Linked DNA regions of Homo sapiens: all the other regions are linked to region 1. Evidence: chromatin contacts called from ENCODE Hi-C or POLR2A ChIA-PET data. All regions are on one chromosome and are shown on one strand. The core of a region is the stretch at or near the end of the contact, and the rest is flanking DNA. Distances in the headings are between cores, read along the strand shown. Region 1 holds the start of GGPS1 (geranylgeranyl diphosphate synthase 1). Region 2 overlaps LOC107985365 (a long non-coding RNA gene). Region 3 has its middle 30 kb from the start of LINC02971. Region 4 holds the start of LNCATV (lncRNA negative regulator of antiviral signaling). Region 5 has its middle 30 kb from the start of LINC03108.

The links. A loop is a pair of places that touch in the nucleus more often than their neighbours do. ChIA-PET counts read pairs that join two places held with the same protein, here RNA polymerase II (POLR2A). Pooled maps may share reads with other maps.
Region 2: a loop to region 1 is called in a pooled map, with 10 times the contacts of the local background. The contact joins the enhancer-like site here to the promoter of GGPS1 in region 1. A Hi-C loop is called at or near these places in 5 of 37 single-sample maps with no recorded cell type and 10 of 50 pooled maps. POLR2A ChIA-PET finds 5 or more read pairs at or near these places in 2 of 52 experiments (activated CD4-positive, alpha-beta T cell and activated CD8-positive, alpha-beta memory T cell).
Region 3: a pooled map shows a loop between it and region 1 (6-fold over the local background). The contact joins the enhancer-like site here to the promoter of GGPS1 in region 1. A Hi-C loop is called at or near these places in 2 of 37 single-sample maps with no recorded cell type and 8 of 50 pooled maps.
Region 4: a loop to region 1 is called in a map of B cell, with 7 times the contacts of the local background. The contact joins the promoter of LNCATV here to the promoter of GGPS1 in region 1. A Hi-C loop is called at or near these places in 1 of 168 maps with a recorded cell type or tissue (B cell), 7 of 37 single-sample maps with no recorded cell type and 12 of 50 pooled maps.
Region 5: a map of naive thymus-derived CD4-positive, alpha-beta T cell shows a loop between it and region 1 (4-fold over the local background). The contact joins the enhancer-like site here to the promoter of GGPS1 in region 1. A Hi-C loop is called at or near these places in 1 of 168 maps with a recorded cell type or tissue (naive thymus-derived CD4-positive, alpha-beta T cell), 8 of 37 single-sample maps with no recorded cell type and 15 of 50 pooled maps. POLR2A ChIA-PET finds 5 or more read pairs at or near these places in 3 of 52 experiments (SK-N-SH and activated T-cell).

What each region holds. Positions count from the first base shown.
Region 1 is chr1:235,327,094-235,329,950 of GRCh38, reverse strand. It overlaps GGPS1 (geranylgeranyl diphosphate synthase 1), which reads right to left and starts at 1,381. Exons shown (of 4, transcript NM_004837.4): 1 at 1,173-1,381. It overlaps ARID4B (AT-rich interaction domain 4B), which reads left to right and starts at 1,772. Exons shown (of 24, transcript NM_016374.6): 1 at 1,772-2,182. RefSeq lists enhancers at 582-731, 1,232-1,321, 1,562-1,621, 2,358-2,857 and silencers at 2,102-2,151, 2,322-2,551, 2,562-2,651.
Region 2 is chr1:234,843,191-234,846,047 of GRCh38, reverse strand. All of the region lies in intron 2 of LOC107985365 (a long non-coding RNA gene), which reads left to right. Among named protein-coding and RNA genes, the nearest start is that of LINC02961, 85 kb to the right of the region's middle. Within about 2 kb of position 1,392, at least 15 of the 41 ENCODE cell types and tissues checked have a DNase peak (open chromatin) inside an H3K27ac peak, as active enhancers do.
Region 3 is chr1:234,925,615-234,928,471 of GRCh38, reverse strand. No RefSeq gene overlaps it. Among named protein-coding and RNA genes, the nearest start is that of LINC02971, 30 kb to the left of the region's middle. RefSeq lists enhancers at 883-972, 1,733-1,812. Within about 2 kb of position 1,476, at least 25 of the 41 ENCODE cell types and tissues checked have a DNase peak (open chromatin) inside an H3K27ac peak, as active enhancers do.
Region 4 is chr1:234,962,618-234,965,474 of GRCh38, reverse strand. LNCATV (lncRNA negative regulator of antiviral signaling) reads left to right here and starts at 1,476. Exons shown (of 4, transcript NR_125945.1): 1 at 1,476-1,708. RefSeq lists enhancers at 1,828-1,877, 1,898-2,197, 1,511-2,710.
Region 5 is chr1:235,009,757-235,012,613 of GRCh38, reverse strand. No RefSeq gene overlaps it. Among named protein-coding and RNA genes, the nearest start is that of LINC03108, 30 kb to the right of the region's middle. RefSeq lists enhancers at 1-20, 231-300, 1-467, 418-712, 311-900. Within about 2 kb of position 1,358, at least 26 of the 41 ENCODE cell types and tissues checked have a DNase peak (open chromatin) inside an H3K27ac peak, as active enhancers do.

The DNA.
Region 1 (2,857 bases), core at 132-2,631:
TAAAAAGCTGCCAGAAATTTGTTCAAAGAGTGAATCCATAATCATTAATACAAACGCTCCATTCTTTTCACCATGTGAACTACTACGGCAATAGCCTCCTCGTCGGGTTCCCTGCATTTGCCTCTTTAACTCTTCTTTTTTTCGCTTCCTCTACTCTTCAGCCAGGGATGACATTCCAATCGGAGCCATCTCTCCCTTTTGATTGAGATTCCTTGGAAGATATCCCATTGCTATTAGGAGAAAACCAAAACTCCTTTACAAAGCCTAAAAGGTTCGACACTCCCCCTCATCCCATCTCTCCAGGCTCAGTTCTTCATATTGGAAAAGCTCCCTTCCGCCACAGGGCTTTCTGACAAGTTAGTCTTTTTGTCTGGAATGTCTTTTCCTTTTCTCTTTCCTTAGTTAACTCCTGCTAGCCCTTCAGCTCTCAGCTCGATCCTCACTTGCTCAGAAACCCTTCCTTTCCCTCCCTAAAGAAGCCAAATTCCCTCATTCTCCTATCACCGTGGAACTCTCCTCTGGGGCACTGCCACTGCGGTAATTTCACATCGTTTTGTTCAGCATCTGTCCGTCTCACCAGGCGCAGGTCTACGAAGGCAGAGGCCACCCCAGTGGTCGGCGCTCAACACCCATGAAGAAATGAAAGCGCCTTCTAACGCGTTAGACGATGAAACCAGGGCACACAACCTTGCGTCTAAGAAGTGAACATCCCATGCAAAAGACTTTTCAAAGGGAAGGGCCTGGTTTGAGAATGGCCAGAGACATACAAATGTGAAGCGCATACTGAATCCTTCCATTCATACTCCGGGAGAAAGACGATGGATCTGAAAGAAGCCGCCTGATATAAACAGGGAATTTCAATCACTTCGAGGCCGATTTTCCACAGCGGCTGGGCAGAGAACTGCAAACGTATACAGTGCTAGCACAGAGTCCGGAGGGGAAGAAACGGTGAGGTTTCTGCTTCCTCCTCGCTCAGATGCTCCCTTCCGCCCCACTTGGCCAACCCTTCCTCTCCCTCCTCGCTTAAAGCTAGGGGATGGAAAATTCATACACAATCCGGTTCAGCATCCGGGTCCTCACTCTCCTTTCTTTCTTTCCTCTGCCCCGCCTCCCAGCCTCCCCCGCCCTTCTTCCCATCCGGGTTCCCCCCAGCCGCCGCCACTGCCGCTCACAGTTCAACGATGATATCACGACTTTCACGCCGCCGGTCCGGGAGTAACTGTACCCCGCATCAACTTCCTATTTTATAATGTGGACTTAGGCTCTTCCCGATGCCTACATGAATCCTTCCCACTATTTCACCACAGAACTCTCCGCCCTCCTCAGCCGCCAGCGACACCGCATTAGTTGGTGCAAGAAAATGCGCCATCCCGGTCACACTGCGCAGGCGTCGTTGCCGCCTCCCTACTGCTTTGTTGCCCCGCCCCTTTCACCTCCCCCCCGCCCCCGCACCGGTCCACGCAGGCGCAGGGCATTGCGGGCCTTGCAGTTCTCGCGGACGAGGATTTGCGCGTTGGCCCCAGAGTATGGACTTTATTTCCCAGAAAGCCTTGAGGCGTAACTTTCTGTTTCCATAGAACTGGTGGGAAAATGGCGTCGTTGTTTGTATCCAGGGACCAATAGGAACAGTGTATAGGCGGGTTCTAAAGAACTTTAACCAATCCAAGGTCGTCTAAGAGGCCATCCGGGAAAGAGGTAGGGGAGGGGGGGAAAAAAAATCTAGGGGAGGGGAGAAAGGGGGGGAACCTAGAGTCGGTGGGGGGGAAGCGATGTTTGCCCGTCAGTCGAGTCCGGAGTGAGGAGCTCGGTCGCCGAAGCGGAGGGAGACTCTTGAGCTTCATCTTGCCGCCGCCACGGCCACCGCCTGGACCTTTGCCCGGAGGGAGCTGCAGAGGGTCCATCGCCGCCGTCCTCTGGAGGGCAGCGCGATTGGGGGCCCGGACCTCCAGTCCGGGGGGGATTTTTCGTCGTCCCCCTCCCCCCAACCAGGGAGCCCGAGCGGCCGCCAAACAAAGGTACCAGTCGCCGCCGCGGGAGGAGGAGGAGCCGGAGCCTCTGCCTCAGCAGCCGCTGGACCCGCCGCCCTTCTTCCCCATCTCTCCCCCGGGCCTGCTGGTTTTGGGGGGGAGAAGGAGAGAGGGGACTCTGGACGTGCCAGGGTCAGATCTCGCCTCCGAGGAAGGTAGGGATATTTTCTGGGGCTTTCGTGGTCTCCTAAGGGGGTTCTTTTGGGAGTCGCTGGGCCCGGCCAAGGAGCAGAGGAAGATCGCGGTGGTGGTCCCTGCGGCGCCCGAATTCGGGGCCTCGGCCTCCCGGGAACCCCCACCCCCCGCAGCCGCTGTGTCCGAGCCGCCCCCTGGCTGGGCGGCCGCACACTCAGCGGTTTAGCGGCCGCGGTCGGGGGCCCGGGCAGGGTGGGGGCCGTTCCGCCTCCGGGGCCCTCGGCCCTCACGTTGTCCCCGCGGCGGGGCCAGATGTTGATCTCGCTCCCACTTGTCGGGTCTGAGCCCGGAACGGGACGTGGGCAGGGGCTCTGTGGCGGGCCGGTCCTGCCCGCGGCCCACAGGCCCTCCTGGCCCCTCGGTGGCCCCCGGCCGGCCTCTCGCTCGGACGCGGCGCGTGGGGGCGCGGATTCGCTCGGCCGGGCGCCGAGGCCCTAGGGGAGAGCGGCCGGCCCTGCGCCGGACGCCGGGCTTGTTGTGAGTTTCTTCTCTGACAGAAATGGCGTCATTGTCGTAGACGGGAAACTCCGTCGGGTCTCGACAATGGGGACGGGAAGCTGCCGAGCTGTGTAGGTGGTTGGGTTTGCGGGGATGGCGGGGCCGGAGGGAGCCCCGAGTCGGCGTGTGATGGTTCG
Region 2 (2,857 bases), core at 143-2,642, 480 kb after region 1:
TATCTTTCTGTGTTGCATTCTAGGTAATTTGTTTCCAAACCACTTCCTGGATGATCAATTCTCTCTTTGGCAATCTTTGCCCCGTTTATTAAGTTTTTATTTTTAATGTTACACATTTCATTTCTAGAGGTAACATATGGTACTTTTTCAAATATGCCTGGTCTTTTAAATTTATTTTCTCAAAATTTTGATTTCTCCTTTTACATTTCAGTTATGTTAACAACAATTCATATCCTCCTTCTGATAGTTCTATTAGCTGATGTTCTGGGGGTTCTGGGGACTCATTACCTGTGCCGCCCGTTGTGTCTGTTTATTCTTGTTTGTAGTGCACTCTTGCTCATGTCTCTAAACGCATTTTGTAATTTTCGATTGTGAGCTTCTATTTAAAAGAATGTGCTCACTATGGGAATCTTGTGTGGCAGAGGTTGAAGATTGGTTTCTATAGAGAAGTTTTTTATTTGTTTTGGCAAGTGCTCTTGTGATATTGGGACTCCTTTTATGTTAATTAATTGACGTAGCTTTCCTAGACCATACAGGTGAGTAAACTTAAGCTCCAAACCCATGTGAAGTGTGGTCTGTGGTTATGAAACTTGAGGTGACCTTGTTTTCCCTCAGCGGATCTCCCACTGCTCAGGCAGCCAAGTGTCAGCACTTTTTCTTGTGCTCAGACCTTCTTTATACTCAGTCTCTGGGATTTCCTTCACTCATTTCAGCTGTGCTTTTAACACCACACTTATTATTTTTCTACAGCATATTTAGGCGTTTCTGTGGCCAGAAGCTTTTCAGATTCTCCTCTAAGATATTGCCAAAATGATAGTTCTTGTCATCCTGAATTTCTGAACACAGAAAAAGTTTTCCCACGATGATTACAGATTTTGAGATCTCTCTAGATACTAGGGACATCTTTAGAAAGCAGGCCAAGAGCCTTGACCAAACTTACGGCAATTCTATTGTACTGATCAGAAAATATCACTTACTTTTGCATGTAGATTTTATTTAGATGAGAGTTAGGTTTTGTTTTGCAAAGAAAATAGCTAATGTATTCTTTGCTAAGAATGACGGTGATACACAGCGGTTGGATTTATTTAATAAAATGTGAGATGTTAAGAAAAAAATCTTAGGAATTTGAAGACACTGAGAGTGTTCAATGCAAAAAAAAAAAAAAAAAAGGCAGAGAGAGAGGGTGTTTCAGTTGCCTGCACCATACATACTCGCTGGTTCCGAATAATGCAAGGATTTCTCTCTTCTGTTCCGGTCTTTTGATGTTGAGTTTCCTGCCCCTTAAATATCTGCTTTACCAGAAAATGAGAAAGTCTTCACCCAAAAAAACAGCACAGAAGTGAAGCCAAGTGACTGTAAAAGGTTTCATAGCCTGGTCAACAGGGAGGCAGCTGGCGATCACTTCCTGCCTCACCCTGGAGGAAGGAGCTACTAAGGAAAGGGACGTCTAAGCTGAAACAACTTCAGGTGGTTCCTGTCCCTCTCTAGAGACTTTAAAGTCTCACTGCATGGAATGCCCTTGATATCCAGACTGGGAAAATCTAAGCCTGTGGACCAGGAAGAAAAGTCATTCATTTATTCATTCGTTTATCACTCCTACTACTCATGAGAGTCAAGTGAGGGCTGTCTGGGGACTTAGGGTAGGAAACTTTCAATATGGCTAGATATATGCACTTAACTATTTCTTTTTCTTTTGGATTGACAGTCTTATTTACTCTGAATACAGGGCATTCATAATGCTCATTGTTGCTGCTACTATTCTGTGAACACATGTTTAGAAAAAAACGTGGTGCAACGGTATGGGAATTCTGAGTTCACTTGTTCATCCATTTTTTTCTTTAAATAACATTTATCCAGTGGTATGTTATATAGAGCTTTGTACTGGGTGGAGTGGGGCTAAAAAGATGAATGATAAATAGTTTCTACCCTTAGGAATCTCAGTCTAATACCATGTGGGGGATGGGGCAGTATATTTACAGAAAGAAATGCTACATGGGGCATATTTAACCCACAAATGATCTAACTGAAGAATCAGAATAAATATTTCCATACATTTTAATTGTGGTAAAATATACACAACATAAAATTTACCGTTTGAAGCTTTTTTTTTTTTTTTGTAGACAGAGTCTTGCTCTGTTGCCCAGGCTGGAGTGCAATGGCACGATCTTGGCTCACCACAACCTCTGCCTCCTGGGTTCAAGCGATTCTCCTGCCTCAGCCTCCTGAGTAGCGGGGATTACAGGCGTGCACCATCATGCCCAGCTAATTTTGCATTTTTGGTAGAGATGGGGTTTCTCCATGTTGGTTAGTCTGGTCTCAAACTTCTGATCTCAGGTGAACCGCCCACATCAGCCTCCCAAAGTGCTGGGATTACAGGCATGAGCCACTGCACCTGGCCTATTTGAAGCATTTTTAAGCGTACCATTTGGTGGCATTCATTAAGTACATTCACATTATGGTGCAAACATCACCATCATCCCGGAAGCCTTTGCATCTTTCCAAACTGAAACTGTACCCATTAAACACGAACTTCTCATTCCCCTCCCCCTAGTCCCTGGCACCCACCATTCTACTTTCTGTCTCTGTGACTTTGACTCCTCTAGGTGCCTCATACAAGTGGAATCATTCAGCAGTTGTCTTTTTGCATATTGCCTGTCCAAAACTTTTTGAATGGAAAGAAGTATGTTTTACAGAAACAGGAAAGTCCCAGCCTTGTCTCTGACTGCTTCACCCCTTGGTTCAGCCCAGTGAAAGCTGGTCAACTTTCCTTAATGCTCTGAGATCCGTAATAGCACAACCATTTTAGTATCTTTCTCTGAAGACTGCAACACGCTGTCATGATATTAGTCAACTCAAG
Region 3 (2,857 bases), core at 227-2,726, 400 kb after region 1:
TCTCTGACATCAACCCACATTTTTCTGTTCACTTCTGCTCCTCATAGTCATGGCATAAACCTGCACTCCCAAGCTCTAACTTGGTTCTTGATGTGTGAAGGCATCCTTCAGAATTCTAAGAGAAATCTCTTTCTCAGTGCAGCCTGCCTTTTGCAAATCAAAAGTGCTTTGGTTTTCAGACTATTTATTGTTTCCGCTAGAGATAGACAAAGCCTACTTGAAAGCTGGGAAATGAAGAACCTGAAGTTGGTGTGCACAGTGGGTAGGAAGTGATCCTGCCACCTTGGGGGCTGGGCTCAGGCGGGTTTGTCACCAGCAGTCCTAGGGCCACCATTCATCTCAGGCTTCATAAATGTGTTCATAAATGTGAACAGACTTGGTAAATGCGACAATCTCTGAGCAGTAGTGTTCTGAGGAAGGGGAACGTTTTTCTGAATTTGCGAACAAGCCGGTGGGGGTCTTTGACAATGGGTACAAGGAAGTAGAGGAGACAGCAACCTTTTAATGCCTATTGACATCCCACTATAATGAAGCAACATGGGGACACAAAGGCAGGGAGAAGGATGGGGTTGCAGTTGTTGCAGAGTCAGGCAAGGTTGCCACAGGGAGGGAGGGACTGGAATTGGGCTTCGATGAGGCGTTGAATGGGCAGATCAGAGGGAGAGGCATTTTAAATAAGGTGATGGTGGGGACACAGGTATGAGGGACGGACATTCATGGAGTGGCAGGGGACAGCCTGATGGTGTTGAGGGTTGGTGTTAGAGAATAAGAGAAGAGTGAGTTGGTAGATTTGGGTCCTTGAAGGTCAGACTGAGAGGTGGTTCAGTGAGCAGTGAAGGACCCCGGAGGAGGACAGCAGCCTTCCAGAGGGAGGCGGAGGGCAGAGTAGAGGTGAGGTGGAGGGCAGAGTACAGGTGAGGTGACAGAGACCCGGACGGAGGCTGGAGAGGAGGCCCTTCTGGGCTGAGGCCAGGCTGGGTGGAGGGCAGTGGGTGTGAGAAGGAGGAGGTCAGAATGAGGAGACATTCAGAAGGGGAATCAACCGGACTCTGGGGCTCCTTGGAGACAATGAGTCTTCACATCTGTGTGGCTGGAAGCTGATCAGACTTCACCAGGAAGGGGGGCCGTGGAGGAGACCCTGTTGGGGATGCATCGGTGGGACTTTAAGGGTGCAGTGTCCAGTAGGCAGCTGGCTTCGGGAACCTGGAGACTGCAGCAGAGTCAGTGCTGTGTGCCCGCCCAGGGGCTGTTTGTGCAGGGCGACCCGGGCCCGAGGTGAGGCCTCAGGGGACAGAGGCACCTGGAGAGAAGTGTGGAGCAGGTGTGACCTGGGAAAGCCCGTGGCGGGGGCCACTCCACGCAAGAGCAAAAGAGCTTTGGAAAGGAAGCATTGCAGTGGTCATATGTGCCGCTCTGCACTTGTTCAATGGGCTGGTGATTCCTCATTGTTCTGTGATGTTGGTTTCAGTTTTGTAATGAGTTTTCATGAAAATAACGAGCACAATGAAAGCCCACATCCCTCTCAAAGTAGCGGAATGGAAAATAGAACTCTGAAGAACCAGCTCTCTTGACGTTCTGAGGCCCAGACATTTCTCTCAGGGTTGTAGAACAACCTTGAACCTGCGTGTCTCCCTGACCCCACCGGACACCTGCCCCGGACCTTCCTAACGTCTAGGGGGTGACGCACCTGAGTGGAGATTCTCCATGCAGCACCAGGGATTTCTGCCATCGTGGACTTTTTAACAGGTGTTCTCAGGATGAGGACTTTTGGGGTGCACCCCCCACCGGCAGCAGTTGCGTTTCTGGGCTTGAGATTCAAGGCATGACTGAGCAGGTGGGGGATGATGCTATGCATTTTTTGGCATGAGGTCTCTTTCAAGTAAATGAAGAGGCCATTTCAGAAACACTGCAGAGAGAGAAATGTGAGCACACATTTTCTGCTCTGGCCACCATGATTCTTTTGCATCTCGTCACCATTTCCCTGCACTTATGCCACCCCCTTCCCCAAGCTCCAGGGCCCACTAACTGTGAGAACAACGAAAAGCATTAGCTATGGACTCAGCATGCTTCCTCCCCGAGAGCTCCCGACAGCCAGCAGAAATCAATAAATTAGGATAAAGAAAATGACATTTAGCTTTGTCTGGGCTCTCCTGTCTGTATGATTTTGCAGGCTTGGTGTGGAATGAAAATTCTGTTTCCTCTGCTCCCCTCCCCTAAACCTACAGACTGGTCTTCCTGCTTCCCTATGAGTGCCTGCTTCAACCCAGACAGTTCTGACACTTTGACTTACTGATCAACTTTTTTTTTTTTTCTTAAACCACAGTTTAAAAAAAGTCAAACACACACAGTCACGGGAAACAAAAACACACAAAACAACAAACCCTGTTTAAGAGCTGAGTAAGCACTAAGGCATGCATTCCCTCCAAGAGCAAGGGCCAGGATGAGAATTCTCGGTTCAGCTGACTAACGCAGCTCACATTTTAATAGTCTGCAGCTCTTTCTAAGCTGTTAACACTTTACTGTCTTAGAGGATGTTTGGGCTGAATACCTCCCATAGTTCTTCCACTGAGACATACCTTCTCCATGGTAGAGAAAAGCAAACAGGAGTGTTGTAGAGAAAGATGAGTCAGGGGCCAAGTGGGTTGGTGCCAAGACAAAGCAGGAACAAACCAGTGTTCTGGTGCCTTCCGAAAGGTATGTGTTTAGCTCCCACTGATAAGTGAGAACATGATATATTTGGTTTTCTGTTCCTGCATTAATTCGCTTAGGTTAATGGCCTCCAGCCACATCCATGTTGCTGCAAAAGACCTGATTTCATTCTTTTTTATGGCTGTGTAGTATTCCACGGTGTATATGA
Region 4 (2,857 bases), core at 227-2,726, 360 kb after region 1:
TGGAAGGCTCAGGATAGCAGGGAACAGGCAGCCCACAGTCCTGGAAGCAGGCCTGGTGGCACAGGCCTGGGTATGGAGTGTCAGTGGTGGCAGAAGAGGGGAGTCACTGTTTTCTTCATTAGTTAATGCCTCTCCCCTGGAGGGAGGGCAAGAGCTATGGTCTACACAGCCAAAGTGAGAGGGTGGTTGAGCAATTCTCCAGCAAACTCAGGCAAAATCAGGCAAGCATATTTAGGCCTAGAAGTCCTGGTTACCACAGCCTAAAGTGATAGGGACAGAAAGTGAAAGGAACAGAAAACCAGTCTGTATTTGTTTTATGTGAATTTTGGAGCAATGGCTTTTCCAAAGGAGGAAAGAAGAAGTTATTCTTTTTAAAACACAGTTGAAGAAGAGGATGCTTTTCCTATGGACATAGTAGGCCATTTACCAACGAGTTATTAAGATAAAAAATACCTACTGGGCCTGTGTAGGAAGCCTGGAATTCTCTTACTTTATTGTATTTTCCTCTAAGGATATATTGCGTTATTCCACAACAGGCTGGTCATAATCTTTGAGAGATTTACTTCTGAGACTTTTTGGTGTGGCTTCATTCACACTTCACATTTCCTAAGAGAGACAATTTTGGCTACTTTGAAAGAACCCTCCCTCAAACATAAACATCACAGCATCCTGACTTTAGAGTGTCTGTCTCAACATTTCAATGTTAGAAGGTTTATTGGAATGCAGACAAATAAAATAAGATAAATAAAATCTCAGTGTGCTTAAACTGAGAGCAGGTTCTTTTTTGGAAGATGTGCGTGTGTGTGTGTGTGTGTGTGTTGATGAGCTAAGTGTTGATTATAACCCAAAAAGACGGAAAGTGTGAGATTAGATAAGTGTCTGCTAGATCCATTATTGCTGTGTGCATTCTGTGAAATGGGCTTAGAGTTCACTGGTTGTAGCTGCAGGATAAAGTTCACTTGTTGTTTATTCTCAGTCTGATTAGGCCACCATTGAAAACAGAATGTGAACTACTGTCCAGAAGCCCTCTGTGAACTTCAGGTCTGCCTTAGGAGGGACGCTTCCAGCGAGGGAGCGCGTGATGAAGTCTGCAGGCATTGCTGGGGCAACGCTAAGTGGCCGCTGGCCAGGGTAGAAGTTAAACCAGGAGATGGCTGTCAAATGCAGTTGTTAGGTGTGGCACATCTTTCTCAAGCTGCTGAGCTGAGCAGGAAAGAGAGACGTTTGTTTATGGATTTATCTCATCTATAAGACACTCTTATTAGATGAACTCTATATCAGTTCTATGTAGAACTCTGTACCAGTTCTATAAGGCACTCTTTAATCTGAATCTTTTTATTTGCTCAAGAGAAAAATAAGTCTGACTTGCATCCCATTGAAGATTTAGATTGCACTGTTTACATCTTTCACCTGCGCCGCGGTAGCGTCCTCTACCGATGCTATCCTACGTTGATTTTTCCAGCAACCTGGGAAGCAACCTCATAGGTGGTTTGGGATGTCTTTTGGCTGTGCTTAAAAATTTCCAACAGATTTGCTACACATCTTAGGATAAATATGTTTCCTGTGAATTGTGATGATTTCTTACAGTACATTTGCAAGCATGTGTATGCATCTGCAGGAAACATAGCCTGGCTCTGTGAAGGAATACTGCTGTGACCGCAAAACTGTTTCTGTAGAATTTTCTCCGGTGTGGTCATCCTGCCTTCAGGTCAGTGAATAGATGGTGTTTGGACAGCGTCTGGCACAGATACTTTAACCTTAAAGCTTAATGTATAACTGGTATTTTTTCCCCCTTCTGTGTCAGCAATTGGCAACGGGACACTGTAAATAAGGATTCTGGTTTGTAAATGGACGTCTGTTCCTCCAGGGGAGGGGAAGGCTGGAGTAAGCAGTTTTGAAATTCATGCTGCAAGTGATAAGATAATTTGAGTAACCTGTAAGACCTGTGGATTCACAGGTTTCAAAAACAGGAAAGTCTCTTGTTTGAAAACCCTCTAAAGCAACATGTGGGCTTAGAAAAGAAGCCGGCTTGTGGTTTGGTGATTGTACTTCCTTATTGATATAATGGCCGCTGACGCAAGGCCTCCTGGGATTGCAGCGCGGTGACCGCAGGCCTGACGGTTACCCTGACCGGGTTCTGAAACAGCCCGGGGCTTTCAGCACAGATGAGAAGTCTAAAAATTTCCCTTTTCATTTCCTCTCTTGTGTGACTTTGTCATTTTTAAAAAAACTGGTCACAGAAAAGGGAATTTTGCCCATGCTTTTAAGGAGTTTATCTCGACTGAGTAGCTTCCCCGCCACTCCTCTAAAATCCCTCCTCAAAAACCCCAAGTTAAAAAAAAAAAAGATCTATTCTTGTAGATTTTTTTTGTGTGGGTCTATGTTTCATTCATCTGCTTTCAGGCTGGATTTATAACAAGCAGAACTTTTAAAACGGTATGATTTTAAAATAAAATTAAAAAAAAAACACGCTGAGATCTTTCCATAGCTTTGGCTTCTGGGAGTTGAAAGCGCAGGTACGTGCTACATCTTCTGGAAACCTAACCCTCGCACGCCAAGCGGGAGGCTCTTTTGGTCAAATACTCCCAGGACTTATGCTTGAGTTCTGAAATAAGTGAAAGCAGATGCCATTCCTGTGCGACATAGCTAACTGACCGCAGCCCAGAAAGTTCTGTTGGCTAGCTGTGTGGGGGCTGTCTTAAGCCCTGAAAACATTCTGCATCAGAACTCAGCTTCAGAAAGGGGTTCCTGCTCTCCTGTCTGCCCTGGAGATAGTCACGCATGACAGCTTGTGGGCTGACTGAGCATTTAGGCAGCTGCTTTTCCTCTCTCCCTCCAGGAGGAAAATAGAGCAAAA
Region 5 (2,857 bases), core at 109-2,608, 320 kb after region 1:
GTTGGAGGTGGAGAATTTCATCCCCACCCTACTCTGCGGATTCATTCCGTTTTAGTTGTCTGGCTTTGCCCGGGGCAGAGGCTGCTGACTGGTGAAAGCACCCTCTGAAAGCAAGTTTTTTGTTTTCTACTGTCCTCTGACCTTGGGACGGGCTATGATAGTCCTCAAAACCCTCACAAGCATGGTTTCCATGAGAGCCTTGCAACATTCCCTTGAGCCGGGCAGGGCAGGCAGCCATGTGGACATTTTAGAGATGAGGAAAGTGGGGCTGTGGCCAGACTCTTTGCGGCCAGACTCTTTCTGGCCAGGTTGTTCCACCTGGCTCTCCGGCTCGAGTCTGTCCAGCTTTCAGTCCTGCTGGTCTGTCTGCATAGGGGCTGCTTCTAGAAGACCAGGCGAGAGGATGTGGGTATGAGGGAGGAGCTGAGGCGCACAGGAAGAGCAGATGGCCTGTCTCTCTCCAGTATCTGCTAGTCACTACCTGGAAACCAGCAATGATGATGTAACCACAAGCATTATTCAGTGATGGCCGCCTTCCTTGTGTGGGTGGGACCGCAACACCGCCTGGGCTGGGGAATCCCATTGGTGACAACACAGCATCCTTTTGAGCTGACGCGGCAACAGATGCCCCAGACCAGCTCTGCGTCTGACAGCATCTCTGTGAAGCGTGTGCAGGGGACAGCAGACATCAGAGCTCTCCTGTAAATCACCTCCGCAAAGGCTCTTTGTGGTCGATTCACTGATGACTCATTTATAATCTGGTTTCAACATTGTGAGTCAAAATGCACCACTTTCATTAAAAATAACATTCACTGGGGTCTAACGGCTTTCTTTTTTCTGTTTTTTACTGTACTGTGTGGTTTCTGGATGGGAAGCTGTCAGATGGCAGGCGAGGTGTTCCGAGGGACTTGAGCATAATCGTGCAACGACTCAGGTGTGGATTGAACAAATAGTCCCGAATACCTGCTGTGGGTCCTGCAGACTTCTGGGCCATGGAAGTGTGTGGGTAGTCGGCGTGGGTGTGTGTGGGGGTGTGTGCAAGTATCAGGATCACCTGGGATGCTTGTTAAAAATACAGATTCCTGGGCTTCACCCCATATCTCTGAGGGTGGGGCCTTGTCAAATTCCTCAGGAGCTTTTTAGGTACAATAGAGTCAAGAGCCTTGACTCTGGGTGAGAGAGAATGGGAACTCCCTTCAAGCAGACCCTCCCTACAAACGGAGCAACCAGAGGAGAGGCAGGTCGACTGCAAGGCTGAGAGGGGTGGATGGGGGAGGTGAGAGAGGAAAAGGCAGGGGCGGGGGAACACCCGAGGTGGAGCGGGCCAACAGAGTCCCCATGGGAGAGTTGACTAAAAGCCCCGGCTTGATGCAAGGAACCCACAGTCTTTCTGGTTTGGGGACCAAATCTTGGGCATCCCCTACTTCCTTGGTTAAAAAAATTAAACATACAGAAACGGTTTAGTGGGCATTCTGCAGGGTAAAAAGCCCCTGCTGCATGGCCATGTTTTTATATTTTATGTTCTTTAGCAATGTTAGAAACTTCACTGGGAAAAGCACTTTAAAAAGATATAGTTGAGGGGAATGGGACGTGGGGAGTTATTGTTGAATGGGTGCAGAGTTTCAATTTTACAAGATGAAAGTGCCTGGAGATGGTTAGCGGCGATGGCTGTATAGCAGTGGGAATGCATGTCACACCACTGAACAACGTGCTTAAAAATGGTTACGATGGAGGCCAGGCACGGTGGCTGACACGTGTAATCCCAGCACTTTGGGTGGCGGAGGCGGGCTGATCACTTGAGGTCAGGAGTTTTGAGACCAGTCTGGCTAACATGGTGAAACCCTGTCTCTACTAAAAATACAAAAATTAGCCAGGCATGGTGGCGGGCACCTGTAATCCCAGCTACTCGGGAGGCTGAGGCAGGAGAATCACTTGAAACCCAGAGACGGAGTTTGCAGTGAGCTGAGATCGCACCACTGAACTCCAGCCTGGGTGACAGAGTGAGACGCTGTCTCAAAAAAAAAAGGTTAAGATGGTAAATTTTCTGTTATGTGTATTTTACTTACTACAATTTTTAAAAAATTGGAAAAAGAAAGATATGGTTGAGTCTGACTTGGATGAAAGTCTACAGGCCTCCTGCTGATGGTCTCAGCGGCTCCTGGGAAACTACCGTTTGTTTCAGCCATCTGTAACTTGATTTGTTGTTCAGAAGTTTGCCAAGACTTCTCCATGCAAAGCCAGGTGTAAGTTTAACCTGAGCCACGTGGGTCCCCCCACCTTTCCGCCTCCGATGGATCTTCTCTCCAAGGGCTCCGGTGCTCAGGCCCTCATAGCATGGGAAATCAGAAGGGATGTTTGGGTGGGAGGCTTGGCATGGAGGGTGGACATTTTGCTACAGATGGCCTTGCCCTCACGGAAGGCCATTGTTATTCCGCGTCTGCCCCCTGGCCGGGTCCAGCCACCTGAGCCTTCCTGAGCTCCCAGCTCTCAGTTGCAGCCAGCGCCCAACGCCTTCCTGCGGCACCTCCACAGACCTCGCCTCTTTGCCCTGACTCCTCTCATTCTCTGTTTTCCAGACTATCCCCAAGCCCTGCCTGTGGCTGCCTCCTCCCTCCATAGCATCCCTGCTCTGCCATGGCTCCCCTATTTGGGACAAGACCTTTGTGTGGGCCTCAAGATGTAGGCAGGTCTCTGCTCAGTGGCCCAGCTTTTGGTCGACACCTGCAAATGTGTCTAAAACTCATCTCAACCTCTTCCCCAACACCAGTCTTCCCTTTGATCCCACCCTCCATCTGCTCTTCTCTCAGCATTCCTGAGAGTTTCTGCAAGTTGCCCCAGCCAGAAACCAGGGTGCCAG